Linked DNA regions of Homo sapiens: region 1 is linked to region 2. A link is an interaction called in ENCODE POLR2A ChIA-PET data of the cell type or tissue named here. Cell type or tissue: Caco-2. All regions are shown on one strand. Each heading gives the region's core, and the rest is flanking DNA. Links, peaks and the distances in the headings are about the cores only. Region 1 overlaps MYO1C (myosin IC). Region 2 overlaps PITPNA (phosphatidylinositol transfer protein alpha).

Region 1 (2,908 bases), core at 194-2,693, 61 kb before region 2:
AGCTGCGTCGGCTCAGGCACGCCACCCACGCTGGACTCAGTTACTTCATCTAGGAAATGGGGAGATTCAACTCCAACGACCTGGCTGCTCCACCTGGATGCCTGACAGGTATCGCAAATTCAACAGGCCTGAAGCTCAACACCGGACCTTCTCCCTCTTCAAACAAGCTCCTGTTAGTGTCTGCCCTCCTTGGTCAGTGGTGACTACATCCTTCTCGTTGTTCAAGCCAAGGACTTGGCAGTCCTCCTGGAAGCCTGTGTTTCTCCAAACCCTACATCCAATCAGGCAGCTCATCCTGCTGCCTTAACCTTTAAAACATCCAGAATCCAATCACTGCTCGCCACTTCCACTGCACCACACTGGTCTGAGCCAATGTCACCTGTCACCTACATGATGACATCAGCCCCCTAACCGTTTTCCCTGCTTAGCCTGGTTCCCCTCCCATCTATTCGTCTACTCCCAATCTCCCAGTGAAGCAGCTAAAGTCATTTTTTTATTTTTTATTTTTGGAGACAGGGTCTTGCTTTCACCCAGGCTGGAGTGCAGTAGTGCAATCACAGTTCACTGCACCCTCGAACTCCCGGGTTCAAGCAATTCTCCTGCCTCAGCCTCCTGAGTAGCTGGGACAACAGGCACACACCACCGTGCCTGGCTAATTTTTGTATTTTCAGTAGAGGCAGGGTTTCACCATGTTGGCCAGGCTGGTCTTGAACTCCCGACCTCACGTGATCCACCTGCCCCAACCTCCCAAAGTGCTCAGATTACAGGCATGAGCCACCTCACCCAGCCCGATGACTCCCCTTCTACTCAGAGTTAAAAAAAAAAAAAAAAAGTTCTTGCAACAACCCAAAAGGGCCTGCACCGTTTGGCCTCTCTCTGTTCGCGGGCCCCTGCTCTCTTCTCTGGCCGCTGTGGCCTCCGTGCTGTCCTGGAACACTTCCAGCACCCTCGTATCTCAGGCCTTTGTCCTGGCTGTTCCGTTCCCGCTGCCTGGACAGGCACCTGCACAGCCTGCTCCTATCTCCATCAAGCCATTATTTTCTATTTTTTTTAGAGACAGGGTCTCACTCCGTAGCCCAAGCTGGAGTACAGTGGCATGATCATAGCTTAGGGTAACCTTGGACTCCTGGCCTCAAGTGATCCTCCTGCCTCAGCCTCCAGAGGAGCTGGGACAACAGACATGTGCCACCCTACCCAGCTGTCAAGCCTTTATTAAAATGCCACTTTCTCAGTGAGGCCTACCCTAATACGACCGCACCTGCCCCCCACTCCTTACTGCATTTTATTTTCTGCCACGGCCTCAATTTCCCTGTTTATTGTTTATCACCCTGGAAGGCAGGATTTTTGTTTGCTTTGTTTGACTGCTGGAATTGCAGCACCTGGAATAGTCCCTGGTACCCAGTAGGTGCTTCACACGTGTAGAGCCTACTGAATGGGAATCCTCACGACACACACATCCATGGTACCTTGAAGTCAAACTGCACATCCATGTACTTCCCGAACCTGCTGGAGTTATCGTTCCGGAGGGTCTTGGCATTTCCAAAGGCCTAGGAGTGGACAGGGGTATGAGGGACACCTGGCACTCTCCCCCTGCCCTCCCCACCCCGCCTTGTAGCTACTGCTGCCCCTCCCCTCCCGCACTGGGCTTCTCTCCCTGCCCCTCCCCTCCCCTCCCGCACTGGGCTTCTCTCCCTGCCCTCCCCTCCCCTCCTGCACTGGGCTTCTCTCCCTGCCCCTCCCCTCCCCTCCCACACTAGCCTTCTCTCCCTGCCCTCCCCTCCCACACTGGGCTTCTCTCCCTGCCCCTCCCCTCCCGCACTGGCACTGGGCTTCTCTCCCTGCCCCTCACCTCCAGCACCGGGTTGCTCTGTAGCAGCCGGTCCCGCACGGCACCTCCGCGCTCGGGGGCTGGGCAGGTCTCTGCATAGAACTGCAGCAGCCTCTTGGTGGCCTCGGTCTTGCCTGCCCCGCTCTCCCCAGAGATCATCACAGCCTGGTCCCGACGCTCCGTGCGCAGTGCTCGGTACACAGTGTCCGCCACGGCAAACCTGGGGCGGAGGCTCGTCAGGGAGTTTGGGGAGGGGGGCCAAGCAGAGCCCCACGAGAGTCCCGCTCCCACATCTGGGTGGAGTCCTCTTGTGGGAGTCGAATACACCCTTGAGGATGGGGACTGGGGGTCCCTCACAGGTGTGGGCCATGGGAGATCCGTCATAGCTGAGAATGGGCGTCACCGCCAGCGGGAGGACTGAGAGGCTCTCACAGGTGGGAGGCTGGAGGTCACTTAGGTGGAGGCTGGAGTCACTCACGGGTAGGGCTGGGGGGGGTCTTTGCAGGTGGGGTTCAGAGGTCACTAAGATTGGGGGGCCACTCCCAGTTGGGGAATAAGTCATGGGTGTGAGTCGGGGTAGGGACTGAGTCCCACCCACATGGAGCTGAGTTGCGACATTCATCTCTGGTCACTGGGGGGCAAGAGACTGTGGGATTCCTCACAGATGTGGCGCGGGACGCCAGGATCATTTCAGAGTAAGGTAAGGGTTGGGCGGGGTCACCTCAGATGGAGACAGAGGGGTCGCTCCCGGAGGGGCTGGGGTCACTCACAGGTGAGGGGGCACTTCATAGAAGCTGACGCCACGGTAACGCTCCATATGCTGCCGGCTGTAGATCTGCAGGTCCCGGTAGGGATTGACAGAGACCAGGACGGGGCCAATGTAGGTCTGGGATCGGGGGAAGAGGGTCCAAAGTTTATCCCGGGCCAGGTGCGATGGCTCATGCCTGTAATCCCAGCACTTTGGGAGGCCAAGGTGGGCGGATCACCTGAGGTCGGGAGTTCAAGACCAACCTGACCAACATGGAGAAATCCGTCTCTACTAAAAATACAAAATTAGCCGGGCGTGGTGGCGGGTGCCTG
Region 2 (2,908 bases), core at 302-2,801:
AGGACCACAGAGAGGACCCCATGGTAGCCCTGGAGAGGCTACAAGGCAGAGACTCAAGACCTCACCCCTGGGGCTTTTGGGAACTACTACTCACATTCTCCTGCGTGCCAAGATCTGGTTTGTGCCAGGTTTCAATTTTAATCAGAAAGTCTTCTTTCATGTACTCATTCTGGAAGAAGGAAAAAAAATACATGAAAGTCACTAGGTTCACAGTTGAGAGTAACCATCTCCCATTACTGGAGATGGGCATTACTGGATCATGGGCAGCTAGGAGATTCCAGCCTCTGCCTTGTAATAACAGTTAACTTGACTGGGAGCCCACGACACACTAGGCATGTATTATCCCATTCAATCCTCACCCCAGCCTGAGAGCTCTGTAGAATCACCCTCATTTTACAGATGAGGTTCAAAGAGGTTAGGTGACTTAACCAAAGTCACAGAGATCGGGCCAGGCATGGTGGCTCACGCCTGTCATCTCAGCACTTTGGGAGGCCGAGGCGGGCGGATCACTTGAGGTCACAAGATCGAGACCAGTCTGGCCAACAGTGGTGAAACCCGTCTCTACTAAAAATACAAAAATTATCCAGGCATGGTGGCGGGTGCCTGTAATCCCAGCTACTCGGGAGGCTGAGGCAGGAGAATCGCCTGAACCCAGGAGGCAGAAGCTGCAGGGAGCCGAGATTGCACCACTGCACTCCAGTCTAGGAAACAACAGCAAGACTCCGTTTCGAAAAAAAAAAAAAAGTCACAGAGATCACGACAGAGTTGGGTCTCAAAACAGTTTCGTCTGACTTCAGAATCCATGCATTTAGCCACTCTGGGTAGTAAGCAGTGTGGAAAGAGCACAGAAGACTTCCTAACCCATCGAAGATACTCACCATGGCCCCTTTCCCTCCAACTAGCCTGTGGCTAAGGCCTTAAGTTTTCTTCTCAGTAACTGAACCCTTCAAGCTAATTATTGCCTCCCTCCCTCCCTTCCTGCTTCTTAAAAATTGGAACTTCTCAAAGGAGGAACACATTCACCCATTAACGCCTCAGCAGGAACCAGTTTCCCAGAGACAGCCAGTGTTTACCGGCAGGGACAAGGCACTCAGATGAGTGTGCTGAATGGTGGGCGGGTGGGCAATGACAGAGGGGACGGCTGTGGAAGAGAAACCCCGCTGACTTCACGACTTTGCCAAGGATCAGTGCTCAGTGGACTCAACAGATGCACAGATGGGGAAGGGATGTCGGTCAGGTCAGTTGAATGGAGCTCTCTCTACAACCTTGAAAAGGTGTGACCTGGGGAGGCAGGGCCTCGAGCCACTGTGTCCATGTCAGACCCACAGCCAGGATGCACTTAATGGAGCCGCAGGCCAATGCAGCTTAAAGCAGGAGGTCATCATGCCAGTTAACAGGTTCCTTGTTAGTCCACTGACAGGACTGAGCCTCAGCAACTCCAAACATCAGCCAAGGGAAAGAACACCCAAGACCACCAGTGCAGTTACATTTTTCTCTCTCCTGTTCTTATACATCATCTACAGTTCCAACCCCCTTGACAATACTTACTGTAATAACTGCTCCGAGGCAAGGACATGGAAAGAAGAGAGAAAAAGATTAATGAAGATGAAGAAATATCTGCCCCCCACCCCCCACAAGGAGGACGAATGGCAGAGTGTACTTTACTCCCTGTGGCTTATTCCACGGTCACCTCCAAGCCCCAGTGAGTCAGAAATACCTTAACGCACCAACCCTCAAATTTCACTCAGACAAACATCCCAAAAAACCAAACAGGGAATTTAATTAAAGCGACGCCGCTATGGGCTTCTTGGGATTCTTTTCAGCAGGGCACTGACAGGGACCAGCTCTGATCAGCAGAGGTGCCGCAACTCATCACTCTGGCATCAGAGCGTTCTCCGGCGCCTCCCACCCCTACCCCAGCCTCTACCTCCCGGGGCACAGAGCAGGGTGCTTTGGCCATGCACTGTATCTGCCTCCTGCACCCTTCCTCTCGCTGTAATCAAACCTCCCAGGCTCTGCACTCCTGCTCATTGTAATGGGAACCCCTTAGAAAGCATGGTTCAATTATTTATCAGAGAAAATGACTGCACCTCTCATGTCACTGGGGAACAGACTAGCTCTGCTCCTGAGACCGCCCGGTTCATTCTGTACCCTCTGAATTTAGGACCTATGTCCACTTCTGCTGGCTGCCCCACTGCCATGTTTGTAGAGTGTGTGGGGTAACAAACTCCAGAACTGAAGTTAAGGTGACCCCGGAGCACAAAATGAGGCAAAGTTGAAATATAAAGAGTAAGAGCTATCACGCACAGAAATAACCCAAAAGACTGTCAGTAATTCCCCCATACCCAACGAAAGACACTTAGAAGGAAGCACCAGATTAAGATTACAACTGAAAGGCCTACACTGAAGTAACTGCCCTGTTAGCAGCTTCAAGAAAACCACGTTAGAATAAGAAAAGGAAATCATGGGTATAGTATCTCGTCAGCAGAAATTCTCCTGTGCCGTGGTGGGCCCCGGAGGCCCAGCCCCCGCATGTGGCATCTCTGGCAGCGCCATCCCTGGAGTGGGGGCAGCAGTGCCAGGATGGCCTGGTCTGATGACACCAGCCACTAAACTTCTCCAACTAAGCACCTTTTTTGAATCTATCTCCTCTAAGAAAGTCTCTCCTAGTTCGGCCTCTCCGAGACGTGCTCATCAATGGACCCAAGAATCTGATCACTCAGCCAAGCGGACATTCTTTGCCACACATTGGCATTCTGATTATAATTTGGTTTCTCATGTAGAAGAATCCACAAGAAAAGAATGCCCTGATCATCGAATGGGAATGTCCCGTTTCGGTAGCAATTCTGCGTTTTAGTGTAACTTCATAGACTGGCGCTGGGGTTTTTACACATTCATCTTTGTGAGA

The links. Peaks named below come from ENCODE experiments on the same cell type or tissue, not always from the same donor. Only the 100,000 strongest peaks of a DNase experiment are listed, where the experiment ranks them.
Region 1: POLR2A ChIA-PET joins it to region 2 with 5 read pairs; 3 of 35 experiments call an interaction of 5 or more read pairs at or near these places.

The regions. Positions count from the first base shown.
Region 1 is chr17:1,481,012-1,483,919 of GRCh38, forward strand. MYO1C (myosin IC) reads right to left here. Exons shown (of 32, transcript NM_001080779.2): 3 at 2,599-2,714; 4 at 1,850-2,048; 5 at 1,467-1,547. Among named protein-coding and RNA genes, the nearest start is that of MYO1C, 10 kb to the right of the region's middle. In Caco-2, for the core only: no CTCF peak of the experiment used is centred there; DNase peaks (open chromatin) are centred at 1,726, 2,105 and 2,654.
Region 2 is chr17:1,541,472-1,544,379 of GRCh38, forward strand. It overlaps PITPNA (phosphatidylinositol transfer protein alpha), which reads right to left. Exons shown (of 12, transcript NM_006224.4): 5 at 1,549-1,556; 6 at 95-169. Among named protein-coding and RNA genes, the nearest start is that of PITPNA, 20 kb to the right of the region's middle. RefSeq lists an enhancer at 713-1,473. In Caco-2, for the core only: no CTCF peak of the experiment used is centred there; no DNase peak of the experiment used is centred there.